2 separate regions of the Homo sapiens genome follow, and region 2 is linked to region 1. Evidence: read pairs that join two places in POLR2A ChIA-PET (ENCODE). Cell type or tissue: A673. All regions are shown on one strand. Links, peaks and the distances in the headings refer to the core of each region. The heading gives the core; the rest is flanking DNA. Region 1 overlaps FBN1 (fibrillin 1). Region 2 has its middle 63 kb from the start of DUT-AS1.

Region 1 (8,346 bases), core at 228-8,227:
GGTACTATAGCAGGGCTTTACCCAGGGCTGGAAGCAAAAACCAAATGCTCTCTCCAACTCTTTCTGGAGCCAGCTGGTCTCTATCCCTGCCCCATGCAGGTGGACTGCTCTGTGCATCATGTACATGCCGCCTCCCTGCTCCCAAGGTAAGTCACCTGAGGTCTAGCCAGCTGCAGAGGTGAACACCAGTGCTCGTCAATCCCAATTCCAGATTTCTGGAAGAGAATATGTGATTGCTCACTTAATTGTGTTCAGATTCATCGAACTTGCAGATGTGATTTATGTATAGTTTCAGGGCACCTTTAGACCTACCAAGTCCCAATTGTGGTCTTCAAGTTAAGAACCCATAACTAGAGAAATCTGAATGCCCATAGACCAGCAGCACTAACTTTTAGCCGTACAACTACTGCAGAAATTTGAAAATACATTTGAATAGAAAGCATTTGCATGAGCATAGTTCCTAAGAACACTTGCTTTGTGCAGGAGTTGTGAATTTTAAATATTAGTAGTGAAATCCCAGGATGGCGAATATGATGTATTTTAAATTATAACACTTTCCAAGGTCATTGATATTCTATTCCTAACTTTTACCCTTAAAGGTTTGGAAAATTCCATTTTAATTATTGTTAACATGCTTCATAAATATCCAAGGGAATAAAACATAGACCTGTTAATACATCCAGAGAGCTAAAATCTGGCTCAAGTTGTTTTTTCTTCCACAGTTGGAGAAAATTGTGGTGTTTGGCTTCCCTCTTGGGGCATTTTAAACCACTTTTAATGCTGTCTCTTATTATTTTCTAACCATATACACTTTCCGAACGTATCTAACTAGCTGCCTTAGATGAAACCCCAGTGTCTGGCCAAGCTGATGTAAATCTCTAGTAAGTGGTAAGAGGGAACAGAGTAACACAGTGCCCTGTCAGTGTTCAGACAGTACATGATTTAGTAGTTGTAGGACTTATAGTCTCAGGAGCAACTTTAAATCTTTTTTCTAGTTCTATAGAATGGAAGTTTCTAAGGCATATACTATTCTGCCACTGGCTCCACTGGGCAACACTTAGCTAGAACTAGAGTGGCCTATCTGCCCATGGGATAGTATTAAGATTTAACTCTTCACATCATGTGTACCTGGGGTGTCTGGGAAATAACTATTAATTCCAAAGAGCAGGATGAATATTTGCATAATTGCTAGTCTGTGCCATAAAACAGTTGTCACTCACCAGTGGCCCAGAATATCGAAATCTGTATGTTTCCAGTGGAGCTGCCAAGAGACCCCATGTGATTGTCCCATTAGTGATGTGTTCTCACTCCACTTAGCAGGTCTGAAAAATGGACGACCATAAAATAACAGTGAAAACTCAGTTCTAGGGTCTGCTGCCTTAGTTGTTGGTGTCTAAGAATATGGATCATCTGTTGTATTTGATATCTGAGCACGTACTGATTTTTGTCAGGAATCTTCTCTTGTTGATGAATTAAATCTACATAATCGGGTTTTGGTGCTGCTGCCTCTCCCACCCCCTCAGCTCCCATGCCTGTCTTTTGCACGGTTCACTCACGTGTTCTGAGTAATGCTTGTACTTTCTTCCAACTTGTCTTTCTTCAGCTGAGTTCAGTGCCAGACTCTGAGCTGGAAACAGTCTCAGGAATTTTTCATTCATCAGACATTTTCTTCCAAAGAAAAGTTCTGAGAAGAGGAGGGCCACCTTGATAGTATGTTAGCATGCTTCTGTGACTGTGTGTGTGTGTGTGTGTGTGTGTGTGTGTGTGTGTGTGTGTGTGTGTGTGTGAAAGAGAGAAGATATACAAACAACCTATATACCACATATCTATTAGCACATGGATATTTGATAAAAAGCCAATTCTAGAAATAACATTTGCCAACCAATGTATCAAAACCATCTCCCTGCCGTTTATCTGTCTTGATATTACAGAAAGTTCATATTTATAGAAGGCATTTCTCAGCTGTGGTTAATAATGGCTGAACTTTTGTCCCTGCTTTAAGTTTTCCACCAGATCTCTCAGAATTGATGCTATCATGGAATGTGAATGTGGTGTGTCTCCATTTCCTGTAGAATGAACTCAGGGCTGGCAGCTAAAGCTAGTGGTCTTGGATTCCCATGCCCTGTCATTTACGAAAGGGGCAGTGGAGTTCCTCTGGAGGAAATCCCACCCACCACGCCAGGATTCCATCACATATTGTTGGTCTGGGCCGTGGGTACTTCATACTTGGTTTTCTGTGAAAATTCACCAAGTGTGTTTGAAGTAAGAATCTCAACCCTAATGTTTATACATAAATGTCTGAATATGATAGGAGTAAATGCTTGCTCACAAAAAGGAAGGGAAGGAAAAGAAATTTATAAAAAAGCAAAAACACACAAGTCAGGGTATAATTACATTATACACAGGTTTTGTTTTTGTTCATTTTGATAGCATTAAGATTTACAGATAATATGATTTTATTTAGGGACAGCCTCACTAATTCAAGTTACCTGTTCTACACCAGGTACCTTATTGTGAGAATGGGAAGAACTTGTTAACGGATTATTAGTATTTACAGCCTAATCTTCCCTAGTTTCCCCGTTTCAGCAAATGACCATTTATTCAGTGATGGAAGCCAGAAGCCCGGGAGCCTTCCGGTTTCCCTCACGCTTCCCATCTGATCCATCCACACGTGCTGTTGGTTCTTTGGCCCAAGGACGTCCCCTACCTGCTGGCCTTCCACCCTTTCTATGCCACCACTCTCGCCAACTTTCACCTCAAATCCTTCAGTAGCCTCCCTGAAACCCTTTCCATTTCAACTCCTGAGCCCTTAAAGGAGCACACTTCTCAAATAACAGTGGCTTTTATTTTCAGTGGCTTTTTATTGAGCTTTGAGCCAGATCCAGACTCCTCATCATATCCCGAGATGTCCTGCATAATCCAGCCCCTGCCAAAGGATCCAACCTCATGGCATGCCCCTTCCCCTTTGCACTCAAAGCTCTGGTCACAGCGGCTTTCTTTTAATCCTAGAGAAGCCAGGCTATCTGCCAGCCCAGAGCCACTGTTCTTGCTGTCTCCCATACTTAGAAAGCGCTTAGATGTTGCACAGCTGGCTTGTGCTCATCCTTTAGGCCTCAGTTTAAATGTCACCTCCTCAAAGAAGTCTTTTCTGATAACTTTTACCAAGGCAGGTGTACCCAATTATTCTCTATGACAGCAGCATGCTTGTTTCATTTGTAACTAAATTACAACCTCAAATCTAAAACTATTTTAATGTGTTGATCTATTTATTCACTACCTCCTCCACAAGATTGCAAACTCCATGTGAACAGAGGTTTTATGTTGTGCTATTCACTGATACAGGGTTGTGGCTCAATAAGTATTTGTCGAATGCATTAAGGAAACCCATGATTCTGTTTTACAGTTGTAAAATGTAGGCCTTTACAACTGTAAAGCATTGAAGTCAAAGTGTTTAATTTAATTTTAGGTTGTGGAATTTCTTTCTTTCTTTCTTTCTTTTTTGATACAGGGTGTCACTCTGTTGCCCAGGCTTGAGAGCAGTGGTGTGATCGCGGCTCACTACGGCAAGCGATCCTCACACCTCAGCCTCTTGAGTAGCTGGGAGTACAGGCGCCTACCATCACACCCAGCTACATTTTTGTGTATTTTTTGTAAAGATGGGGTTTTGCTGTGTTGCCTAAGCTGGTCTTGAACTCCTGGGCTGAAGCGATCCACCTGCCTCGTCCTCCCAAAGTGCTGGGGGTATAGGCATGAGCCACTGTGCCAGCTAGAATTTTCTTTTTATTGTGTTAAAGTATACATAAGATAAAATTTACCATTTTAACCACTTCTTTGTGTACAGTTTGGTGGCATTAAGTACATTCACATTGTTGTGCACCTTGTCACCCCCATCCATCTCCAGAACCTTTTCATGTTCCCAAACTAAAACTCTCCATTCCTCCCTCCCCTAAATCCCTGGCAACCATCATTGCACTGCTGTCTATGAATTTGACTGCTCTGGGTACCTCATATTAGTGCACTGCAATCGATTGATATTTTATATCAATTTATTTTTATTGCCTCTTTACCAACATATGCCTTCACCCTCCACGTACACAATATTCAGTGTTAAAATTGGCTTGCTACTGAAAATCTCATTTCTAATAATTATTTAATGATAAAACATTCTATTAGGATTCTTCATGAACTTAATTCATCTTTTGTGGAACTTATTTTTGGAAAATAAACAATATTACAAGGTACTTTTATGATATACAGGTTAATTTAAGAATATGTTGCCCCTGACAATTTTTATATTTAATCATAAGACCCTTTCCTCTTGGGCTACTAATCTTGTTTTTGGATTGGAGAGAATATTTTATGCTTCATGGCTTTGAAAAAATATAAAAGAACAAATAAATTGTTATACAATATTATTGTTTTTGTCTTGCTGTTTAATAGCTGATGCTCTGTGGTCAAACTTCAGTGTTTGGTTTAACGTGGCATTTCATACAAGCTGTTTTAAAAGGGAATGAATCAGAGCCAACTGGTTCTTTAAAGTGGAATTTGCAGACCATTAAGAATGAAAGTATTCTGTATGATTTTATTATCTTGATGGTAAATATGTCACCCAAACTATGATTTGACTTTACCGATTCTCCCAGTCTTTTTTTTTCTAGTAAAAGTAGAGATAACTTTACAGGAAGATGAAAGTCAGTAATGACTTGTAGGATTTATAGTGAAGGAACAAATAATATCAGGTAAATGATTATTTCAAAATGAGATATTCTTTTACTCTGAACAAGATTTCTAACTGTTTTCTTCATCATGGAACAGAATAAAATGTGGTAACAATTTGCTGCAGTTGAATTGCTGCCACACATAATTGGGTCCCACAGAACTATGGCCTGGATTTTGGTGAATTGCTTAGTCTGCATGTTAGATTAAAAGGTGTACAACAAATCACCTTGTTTCTGCAGTTTTGAATGACATTTACATTTAAGTCATAGTGGTAATACTTTTCATTTATGGAATAAAGAAAATAAAATCAGGGAAAATACTAATGTAGAAATGGTTTTGTTTTTTTCCTATATGGTTTATTTCTAAAGTGCTTTTTAAAAACATTTAGTTACAATTAAGCCATACCTCAGAAGCAGTTTGTTAAAGGTAAACATTTTGCATAATACAGTTTGGTAAATTTTGCCAAAAGGTTGTATTCTTTTAATAACACTGTATAGACCATGTTAAATAGGTAATCTTGTGTGCAGTATTTTATATAAATGCATGGATTGGAAAGTATATTCAAACCTTATTGTGTCATTTTAAAAATGCCATGTAGCTTAAATAAGATGGGAGAAGCAACATTGCATAGTAAAAGTAGGCCTGAAAGGAATTTCTTTCCCCTGAAATTTTATTATAAAAAATTTCAAACTTAAAGTTGAAGGAATAATATAAAGTATACACATATACTTTCCACTTATATTGAATAATTGTTCCCACTTTTATACACATAATAGCTCTCTATGTGTATGTACACATATGTATGTATATATGTGTATATAGAATATGTAAAATATATATTAAAATATGTATTTATTATTTATTTACATTGCTGAATTATTTGAAAGTTAAGTTGCATACATCATGAGACGTCACCTCTAAGCACTAAGGACATTCTTGTATGTAACCACAATACCGTTATCACACCTAGAAAAACAACAATTCTGCAGTGTCATGTAGTATGTAGTCCACATAAGATTTCTGAAATTGTCTCTTTTAGAAACAGTATCCAGTTGAGTTTTGATTATTATGATTTTTAATCTAAAATAATCTCTGTACTTCTTTTGGTGAAGAGAAAGTAATTTGCTTTTGGAAAAGTTCTAGACAATTGCCTTAGAAAATATCACATGTTCTGAGTTTTCTGGTTGTTTCCTTGTGGTGTAATTTACCTTGTTCCTCTATCCCTATATTCCCTTTCAGCTAGAAGTTTGGTGTGGAAGTTTGATTAGATTAAGCCTTGACACTTTTTGACAAGAAACTTCATAGATAATGTGCACTACTTTATATTTTATAAAATCAGGAGTCCCGGAAGAATTTCAGACGATCTCCGTGATAGTGCAATTCTGGAATGAATCAAGAGTTGACTTTTGGTGTTACTGATGCTAAATAGGCCTTGTATTTGGGCCCCAATTGGAGAATGCCCCTGGAATTCCACTCAGATACAAGCTGCAGCAGTGGGTAGGGGTTGGATGTGAGAGTTCCTGACAGCGGCATGAGATCATGTATATCAGTGTGCTTTGTAAAACTAGAAGGAAAGAGACTGGAAATGGGAATTCTACTAACTATTAGGACACTGCAGTAGTGGATGATCAACCTTCCTAAATTTTGACTTTGTTGTTTGCTTTGATGAGCTGGTAGTTAGTATAATTAACTATAATATAATTAGTAAAGAACATAATAAAGTGCCTCATAATCAGTGCAGCACTGTGGAAATGAATAGTATTTTGCCATGATTAGGATGTCAGTCCTAGTTGAGAAATACTGGGTTATGTCGAGTGGCAGTGATGCCAGTTTATGGGCTGGCTTATGTTCCTAAAGTTAGACTTTCAGATAAGTAGTTGTTATCTTGCAGAGATCTCCAATTAATCATGGCACACGAGTACTCTTCATTAAAGGAAAAGAGAAAGAAGGAAAAAAAATACACACACACACACACACACACACACACACACACACACACACACACACATCTTAGAGTCCTAGAGGGCAGAAATAATCTTGGGGAGCTTTTGCAAGACGTATATGCCTGGGCCCCATGCCACATCTACTGAATCGGGTTCCATGGGGAAAACTGGGGGAGGACAGGGTGGGACCCAGGCATCAGCATTTTACAAAAGCTCCCCCAAGTGATTCTATTATGTCCTAAGGTTAAGAATGATTGCAGTAAGAAGAAGTAACAGCAGTTAGGAGGCTGATTATGATAATGGAACTTCTTAACTTTAATTTTCCTTAGACTAAAAGTTCTCTGAACTCCTTCCTCAGAAAGTTGTATTGAAATTCCACACATTAGGAGCCTAATGTTCCCCAGGCCAACCTACCTGGGAGAAATAAGTGTGCTGTGACCCTCTATGTCATGGATAAATTGATATCTCATTCTTTTGTTTGTCATTTTTATGAAAAGAAGGATTTAAAATAATTGGAGCCTAGTGCCCAAAATTATATCCTTGTGCCTTCCCTGCAGTTTGTGGTTTAGTGACTGGGCAGGAGGGACGAGAATTCATTGTACCACAGAATATTCTTTCCCTGTAAACGATGCATTTGCTTCGGGGTGAAGTCTGATTACAAATGAAAGTGAAATAATGCTGTAGACCACAGCATTCTGAGCTGCAGAGCTGGGCATGAGCTGAGGATCAGAGGCTGCAGACACATGTTGGTCAGAGCCCAAGCCTTGAGGCCAAATCTAACGGGACTGGAGAGCAATCCTTGAGCTAACCACTCAGAATGGGAACATGGAGATGCAGAATTTCCCATGAACCAGCCACACTGGAGTAAGCCAGTTAAAAACAATTAGAGTCGCACTTTAATTTTGGAAAGACTTGGCCTGTTGCCCTAGTTCATGAAGGTCTTATAAGGAAGTGATTGTAGAGCAATTTGCAAATAGAAAGCATTTCTAATACTATATTTTAGTTGCATTAGGAATAATGATTTACACTGAAGCCAGGAATGAGTCAGACGTTACACAAGCTTTGAGTTAAGCACACTCCCTGTCTAATGCTGAGACTATCTGAAAAAAAAAAAAAAAAGAGTATGTAAATTTAGCTTAATATCATGTAAGTGCTATGGGAATAATTGTAAATAATTGGATTATTAGTAAGGAATTGGGAGTGTGGGCAGATTTCTTTCTGCGGTTGGAGTATTGGACTAAAAACAGCATAACCTTGGCAATCTAAATGAAGTACAGGACGAAAAGCACATGCCGCCAAATCGGAATGACATTTGAAAACCATGTTAATACAGCATTTACCTTCCAAGACATTTTTAGATCCAATTTTATTTCATCCAGATTATGCCTCTCCCTCTACAATCAGCAATTTTTGTTTAAAATATGGATCTACAAATACATTTATATCCACTTGCTAATCTGTACTGTCAAATAAGCCAGTTTGAATTTGTTTCCAAAATAACTTTGTCTATAGTGATAAATATCTAGCACAGAAATGTACTAAGTCCATAGTTTCTATTCTACATAAAGTATTCGCCAAATATATAGTATACTTAATAAATTGGATCCCTGTGGACTGTTGGGATGCCTAATATAGATTGTCAGAATTAACAACTACCATCTCGATTCTATGTATTTCATATTGA
Region 2 (8,346 bases), core at 260-8,259, 150 kb after region 1:
CTCTAAAAAAAAAAAAAATGGAGCTTAGTAAATGCTTTTCAGCTGATGTAGACTGCAGCCTTTCCAGGGATTTCTCAAAATGTAAGATCACGGAGGCTGGGGACCCTGTTTTGTATGTTGTATTCTGTTATTCAATACCCAGAACTTGACAGTTGCTCAGAAAAGATGTGTTGTGAGTGGTCTATGGGTAAGAGTGGGCTTTAGAAAAATGTGCTGAGAGTGGCCAGGCGCAAGTGGCTCATGCCTGGAATCCTAGCACTTTGGGAGGCTGAGGCAGGAGGATCACTTGAAGCCAGGAGCTTGAGACCAGCCTGGGCGACATAGTGAGACCCCCCATCTCTACAAAAAAATTAAAAAATAGCTAAATGTTGTGGTGCAGGCCTGTAGTCCCACTTATTTGGATGGGTGAGGTAGGAGGATTGCTTGAGCCCATGAGTTTGAGCCTGCAGTGAACTATGATCACAGCACTACACTCCAGCCGGGGGGATGGAGGAAGACCCTGTCTCAAAAAAAAAAAAAAAAAAAGAAAAAATGTGCTGAGAGATGGCTAGTTCAAGGTCTTCCAGTTTCATTTTGTCTACTATTGGGCTTTTCATTACCTGAAGGGAGTTGTAAATTTCTTGAATCGCATTACATGTATTTTCCACAAAACGAATTCCTAAAATTTAGTATGGGGGGTATGTAATGGAGGTGCTGAAAGATCCTTGCCATCAGAGGTGTTGGGGAAAGCTTCTTGGAGATCAGACAGCCAGGCTGGGCTTTTTCAGAGAGAGGATATCCCGAGTAAGGGCAGTGCAGTGGGCCACAGGCCAGCTGGCAGGCACCGTGTGTAAAGGAAGTAGGTTAGGAGGTGTGGTCGTAGAGGGGCCAGAATGCCTGTCTAGAGTAATTTGGAATACAGCGGGCAGCTTTGGGAACATTCGGAGGAGTAATCCAGCAGGAGTGCACAGGATATGTCTGGGAAGCCCAGAGACTGGGGTGGTGGAACAATTCAGAAAGTCTCTGAACTCTCTTTTGCATTGCTCATTTACAGTCACTTGGCCAATGCCCACCTATCCCATTGCACATTCAGGCATGAGTGCAGGGGCTGTGTCTGTCTCAATCCTTTGTGGAAAGAATGAAATCCTGTGCGAGTCCACACAGGGCGGCATCTCACAATGTGGTGGCTCAGAAAGTGGAAGGAAGCAATGCATGAGTTAAGAGGGCCTGCCCCTGCTCTACTGCCCAGTGGCCTGGGGAAAGTCACTTCTCTCCTGGTCTTAGTTTTTCCACCTTTACCTAGTCCCCTAAAAATGAACACTGAGGAGATGGAGTTATAGTGATCAAGGAAAACTAAAAGTTAAAGAGCATGTTTAAAAACTTTGTTTTATTTTATTTTATTATACTTTAAGTTTTAGGGTACATGTGCACAATGTGCAGGTTAGTTACATATGTATACATGTGCCATGCTGGTGTGCTGCACCCATTAACTCATCATTTAGCATTAGGTATATCTCCTAAAGCTATCCCTCCCCCCTCCCCCCACCCCACAACAGTCCCCAGAGTGTGATGTTCCCCTTCCTGTGTCCATGTGTTCTCATTGTTCAATTCCCACCTATGAGTGAGAATATGCAGTGTTTGGTTTTTGTTCTTGCGATAGTTTACTGAGAATGATGATTTCCAATTTCATCCATGTCCCTACAAAGGACATGAACTCATCATTTTTTATGGCTGCATAGTATTCCATGGTGTATATGTGCCACATTTTCTTAATCCAGTCTATCATTGTTGGACATTTGGGTTGGTTCCAAGTCTTTGCTATTGTGAATAGTGCCGCAATAAACATACGTGTGCATGTGTCTTTATAGCAGCATGATTTATAGTCCTTTGGGTATATGCCCAGTAATGAGATGGCTGGGTCAAATGGTATTTCTAGTTCTAGATCCCTGAGGAATCGCCACACTGACTTCCACAATGGTTGAACTAGTTTACAGTCCCACCAACAGTTGTTTTTTTTTTAAATAAAAACAAACAAAAAAAGAAGGTGAAGGGAGTATGAGCTGGTGGTGCATAGGACAGGCTGAGGTGGAGAGCACATTAGCCTCTGCAGCTGGGGAACCTCGCTTGGTTTCCTTATTCTTGCCAGGAACCTTTCTGGACCCCCACAGAAATCACTCGCCCTGACCCACCATGGGCCCAACGCCTCTTCCTGCCACATTAGATTGTACCTCCCTTTATCCTTCTGGACTTGTACAAGTTGAAAAGGGTTTACTTCTTATATAGGTTCCTGATCTTTTCCAGCCACCAGGCAAAACCACATTCTACAATTGCTAAGTTCACAGGAACACCATGAACTCAGTTGCTTTCATGAAAAAAGGAGGATATCTGGCGCGGCAGCAGGAAGAGGCAGTGGGTCGTGGTGGGTCTGGGAAGCCAGTGAGTCTTTTTTTGCCTCAGTTGCCACATCTGTAAAAGGCAGATGATACTGCTCTGCCTGAAAGCTGTCCTGGGTGACCTCCCACATCTGCCTGCCCCCCATCTCCCTCCTCTGTTCCCACTCCCATACCCCCTGTGCTCCCAGCTCTCTGATTCTGTGAGACTCAATGCCTGGGACAGCCCATCACAAGTCACTCTCCATTCTTCTGGTTTCCATAGGGATACAGAGAGGTATCTGACAAGAATCTGGCACCCAAGCCTTGCAAACTGCAGTGACTAACGTGACAGCTCCACCTCCACTTGACTTAAGTGATGTGTGTCCCCGTTTGAGAGTCATGACACAGGACCGTGTGCTCTGAAGTTCTAGAAGTCCTAAACCCCAGGCCTAGGTTTTTGTATGTTTGGAAAAAAACTTACCGATTTGCAAAGCGCTGTCATGTGAGCCTGTTCTCCCCAAGACTGAGGATGATAAACAACCCCAGTGAGCCCATGACCTGGCTGCTGTGAGTTCCAAGGGAGGGGAGCCCTCCCTGACCATGTGAGGTGCCCCACACCCTCTCTCTTCCCTTACTCACAGCCTTCCACACCCCCACCAGGGAATGCTGGAGGAGAGGAGCTACTGCTCAAGTCTCCCAACTAGGGTGAGCTCTGGGCCACCCCCGCTGCCTCCCAGTCACAGGTGGCTAAGAGGAAGGGTGCTCCCAGCTCAGATTTGTGGCTGGAACAAGAGAGTCTCAGGAGAAAAGCTGAGCAAATTGGGTCAGACTTCTGAACAGGGATGGGAGATTCCTTGGAGTGACTGGGTATGTGTCAGCTGCTTAATGATTCCACTGTCTTCTCCCAACTTGTAAGGCACCGCCCTCCCCTTGGGGAGCTGCAGCTGCCAAGGAGCGCTGCTCAGTGCTCTGGCTGCTGTGACACGCGTGCTTAATAATAATGAGCATCATTTATGAAACCCTTAAAATATGCCAGGCAGCCTGCTAACCACTTCACAAATGTAGCTGCTTCATAAGCTTGGGATAAAAATGCAGTCACAATCTTTCAAATGTGTACACTAAATGCCTTGGCACCCCTGTTATGTCTATGTAAAAACCCCAAGACCCCAGGAAGGCTTCTTCAGTCTAAAAAGTCGGTCCAGATGAGTATTGCCCTAAGGCATTAAACCCGAAGCCTTCCTTAGTGTACCAAGGAGCCTCATTGTTTTTGGCTATAGTTGCCACTGCCTGGCGGTCACCATTAAGATTCTACAAAATCCCTGACTGTGGACTTCCTCCCAGCGAAACAGATGACAAAAACCCCTGCCCATTCCAGGAGCCAGATCCCTTCAGACAGGCACTTTCAGAATGGGAGCAAGGCCAAAAACACTGCACATGTAAGGATGGCATCTGCTCTTCTCCACTGTCCTTGGTGTGTGTGTTCTCAACTCAGGGACCCTTGGCTGGCAAACAACAAGTGCCAGGCACAGCTCTGGCACTTTATATGCAGTCCTCTGCATTCACACACACAGTTGTTTTCCAGACTCAGCTACCCACCATACTTCCTACTGTGCTATGGATCTCATCCCCTAAATGGCAAAGAAGGTCTACCTCTCCATACACAACACCAAGCCTATTTCCTGTCTCAGTAGGCCTGGTGTGCTTTTCAGGGAATTGTCCCACCTTATTATTCGTGGGTGATCTTTTTGAATTCTCACACCTCTTTGCATAATTAGCTCCATCTCACAAAAGAGGAAACAGGTAGAATGATGTGAAGGGACTTGCTCAAGGTCACACAGCTAAGACCTGGTTGAAGTGAGACTTAAACCCACACCCTGAACACGCTCTTCACAGCACGGTTTCATCCTGCCAAAGCATTCTTGGCTGGGACATCCACCTGAGTTGAAGTCAAGGGAAGAGGTTCTTGAGGCAGGTTAAGGTGTTTCTCTGTGGAGCCACTGGACCTGGGCTCAATGGGAAGAACCAGATGGAGACAGCCAAGCTGAAAGGCCTTATCTGAACTCCACTAGAGGAGATGAACATCGAGTCGTTTGTGAGTAGCCAGAACAAGTCATGCCACATGCGGGGTGTGGTAGTTTCGTACACATGTTGGCCTTGGACTGTGGCCTGGCCTGGCACTCTTACTAGGCCAAGGGCCTGGGTTAAGGAGACCCAGGAGGGTAAATGTGAGAGAATCTACAGGCACGTGTGCCAGTTTTGTGCCTCCCTCCACTCCTAGGCTGTTTTTTTTGGCCTCAAACTCAGCGCTCGCCTTTTTGGCCATAATCGCCTCTATACTAGGTCTGATGCTTTTTGGACAAAAACTCATGGGAAGAAGGGCTTTTTCTGGTCTCACTTGACAGTCATTTGGATACATGAACTTGCCTTTTCCGGTACCACCCCGATCACCCCTTTGTCTCCTAATAAAGGCCCATCATGGTGAAACACTATCTGGTCCAAACAAGAAGCTGGCATGGAAAATACTTAAACAGAAGTGAGATTTGAGTCCCAGTTAAGAGCCAAGCAATGAATGGAGAAATCAGAGAGCTGAGGTTATGGGCACAGAGAACAGAAAGAGCAGGTGGCTCTGAGAGAGAGACCCATAATGTGGGGTGAGAGGTGGAGGAATGTTAACAGGAAGTAAGCTGCGAACCACCAAGCCAAAGCAAACACAGGCTCCAAAACGGCCCATATGGCCTATCCATAAGGAAGGCGGCCAAGACAGAGCACAGCAGGAGGAGGGGAGGGGAGAACGCCCGGCTCCTTGCTCAACTGTCAACAACTGGGGGAGATGGTGCCAGTGATCCATTCTGGGCTCTACTTGAATAACTCAGATGGGGTGTCTTTGCCCCTTAGATCAGAGTAAGATGGGCTTGAATTCTATCATCACCCCCTACCCCAACCCCACCAGCCTGTGGAAATGTAAAACTCTCCCCCTGGTTTCTATGAATTCCTGAGGGCGTTTGTAATTGCCATCTCCTCTGGTAAGCTTCTACTTTCCAGTGTGTGGTGTCTGTCGTGCACCATAACCTAGGCATGAAACACAGCACCCCACCAGCGCCGCTTCTGTTTCCATGCACCTCTGCCCTCTCCACTTCCAAATTAGACCCTAAAGGATTTGGGTTTGAGAAGTGTTGGAAGAGAGGATTGGTCATCATGATATAAAGCAGTTTATATGACAATGCTTTTTCTCATATATCTGCTTGCCTTTGGGCTTTTTCGAGGAGTAAACACTTTACTACTACATGAACCTAAATATATATATATATATATATATATCTTTTTCATGACAGAAGGCTTTTATGACATGATGGGTTTTTATATAAGTATCAGATAATAACCACAATTATAGCTAACATTTATTAAGAATGTACCAGGTACCAGACACAATTAAGAAGTTTATATGAGTAATTCATTTTATTCTTACATTATCACCATTTTACAGACTAGAAAGAAGCCCTACTAGAAATTGAGTGGTACCCTCTTCAAGGGTTCACAGCTAATAAATAGCAGGACAGGGATTTGAGCCCAGGCACTCTGACGCCAAACCTGCATTCACCACTAATGCCTGTCTAGATCCACAGGAGACCCGAACATCCCCGGAGAGGGCGAAGAGCAGCTACAGGAGTACCAGGACCGTTTGTGTGGGAAGCAGAAGTTGACGGAAGAGAGAAAGGAGATGAGAAGGCCTGATTGATTATTAGGTCAACAGAATCTGGGCACTGAGAGGGAATGATCTATTTCGTGAACAGACTGCTTTGCTCTTGGAGTCATAGTCTCTGGAAGTGGATCAGAGAAAAACCCAGAAAATAAATGCAGCTTTAGTGAACAGAGAAGTAACCTTAGCCTGAACCCAGAGAAACAGGGTATGGGAATTAAGATGAGAACTCGGGCTTCCTGGAAGGCTGGGCAGGAGGCTCTGTCTCTGTTCTATGCTGCAGAGACAAGAAGGTTCTTGGCTCCTTGCCACTGGCAATGAGAATAATGGGACAGAAAGTGGGGAAAGCCTGTTAAGCCTGAAACAACAAGAGGAGGAAAGAATGTTACCAGAGTCTTGTAAGAGCTAGAACCTAAGAGAAAACGCGGTGCGGCCACTGCCAGAACTGTGGGAAGGCCAAGAGGAAATCAGAGAATGCTCCAAACTCTTTTTCCCACCCCCTAAACTCACACTGTTACCTCCCATTGCCCAAACCTAACTAAAAGCTGAAGGCAAGGTACTCTAGTAATATGGTACATAAAGAAACACAGAGCAAGGCACAGAAAGGCAAAGAATGGATTAGGGCGGAAGGGTAGAAACCGAAAATAACCAGCACCTCCTATGACCCAGCAAGTCCACTTGAGCTTTGTACAGTAAAGAGGCTCAATGCACTGTGTACAATGTGCATGGACAAGAAGGTTGGCAGCAATACTATCTGTAAAAGGCCCAAGCTGGAGACTACTCAAATATCCACTCATAGTAGAATGGATAAATAAACTGTGTTACATTCATTCATACCTAGGGACACCAAAGCAATGAAATTAATTAACCACAGCTATACACAATGGCAAGGATGAATTCCACAAACAAGGTTGAGTTAAAACACAAGGAAAGTATAATTCTATATATATTAAGTTTGAAATTGAGCTAAACTAACTTACATTACTTATGAATACATATAGGTGATAAAACTGTATATATATATACATAATATATGTATATTAAAATGTTATGTGTGTGTGTGTGTGTATGTGTATGTGTATATATATATATATATATATATATATATATATATATATATATATATATATATAAAATGATTATCACAAAAATCAGGATAGTGTTTACCTTTAGGTGAGAAGACAGAATTATGATACAAGCTGTTCAAGGGGAAAGGGAGGAAAGGGCGGCCTGTGGATGGTGGCAGTGTTCTATGTCTTGATCTAGCTGTGGTTACACAGATGTTTGCTTTACATGTATTCATGAAAAATATGTTTTAGCTACATACTTGTAACATCCTTAATAATACAAATAAAAATGGAAAACATGTTGATATGGTTTTCAGATATTTGCTAGACATATGTATATATATAGTATATTTGAGATAATCGCTGCATTTGCAATTTTTCTCAATGCTAGAGCATAAGAATTTTCTGAAACCCATAACAACTCCTTTCTAAGTTAGTTTTAAGGCTAAATAATATTGCTGAATAATGTATATTATAAAGTAGTTAACTATTCCCTTATCAATGACTTCTAGGTTGTATCAATACTGTTTCATTTATGATACTTCTTGCCCTTTCTAATAAGTAGTTATTTTAAGGAATTCTAACCCATACTTTCATACTCCCGGCTTTCTTTGGGTGATAAGAGAAAAATGAAAAGAGTGTTAGTTAATAGTTCCAACTGACCCCCTAGTCTAAGCTATCTCTCCCTATGATTAGCCCTATCATCCTTTCTACTTGTCCTTCATGCCACTTATCATAATTGCAAAATGTGCAATTAGTTGGCAATTAGTTGTCCCTGCACTTACTTGGTCAATGTCTATCACCCCTATTGGGACCTCCAGGAAGGCAGAGAACACGTCTGCTTTGTTGATCTCTGTCCTCAGTGCCAACACAAAGCCTGCCTAGCACAAGGGTGCTCATTAAATATTTGTCAAAGGAATAAATTAATGCATGAATTAACAAATGAATTTGAATGTATCCAGTCTTTCTGCCCTGCCCAACTTTGAAAATGAGTTTATCTCCTCCAGGAAAAAGCCTCACAAAATAGAGACACCCCTGAATGTACAAGCAGAGGCCTAATTGAGAGGGACGAGGGTGTGGATGGAACCCCTTACTAGTTGTGATACAAAATAGAGGGTCTCCAAAATTCTTTCCATTCCCCAAATCTCAGGATGCAGTCACCTAGCCAGGGCCAGGACTCAAGACAGGAAGAGTAGGACCCTGTACCAGAACGGAGAGATAGTATTTGTTT

The links. Peaks named below come from ENCODE experiments on the same cell type or tissue, not always from the same donor. Only the 100,000 strongest peaks of a DNase experiment are listed, where the experiment ranks them.
Region 2: POLR2A ChIA-PET joins it to region 1 with 5 read pairs; 3 of 35 experiments call an interaction of 5 or more read pairs at or near these places.

Annotation. Positions count from the first base shown.
Region 1 is chr15:48,541,163-48,549,508 of GRCh38, reverse strand. The region is part of intron 6 of FBN1 (fibrillin 1); the gene reads left to right. Among named protein-coding and RNA genes, the nearest start is that of FBN1, 100 kb to the left of the region's middle. In A673, for the core only: no CTCF peak of the experiment used is centred there; no DNase peak of the experiment used is centred there; H3K4me3 peaks cover 1,109 bases; H3K27ac peaks cover 783 bases.
Region 2 is chr15:48,390,550-48,398,895 of GRCh38, reverse strand. No RefSeq gene overlaps it. Among named protein-coding and RNA genes, the nearest start is that of DUT-AS1, 63 kb to the right of the region's middle. In A673, for the core only: no CTCF peak of the experiment used is centred there; DNase peaks (open chromatin) are centred at 3,285 and 6,345; H3K27ac peaks cover 689 bases.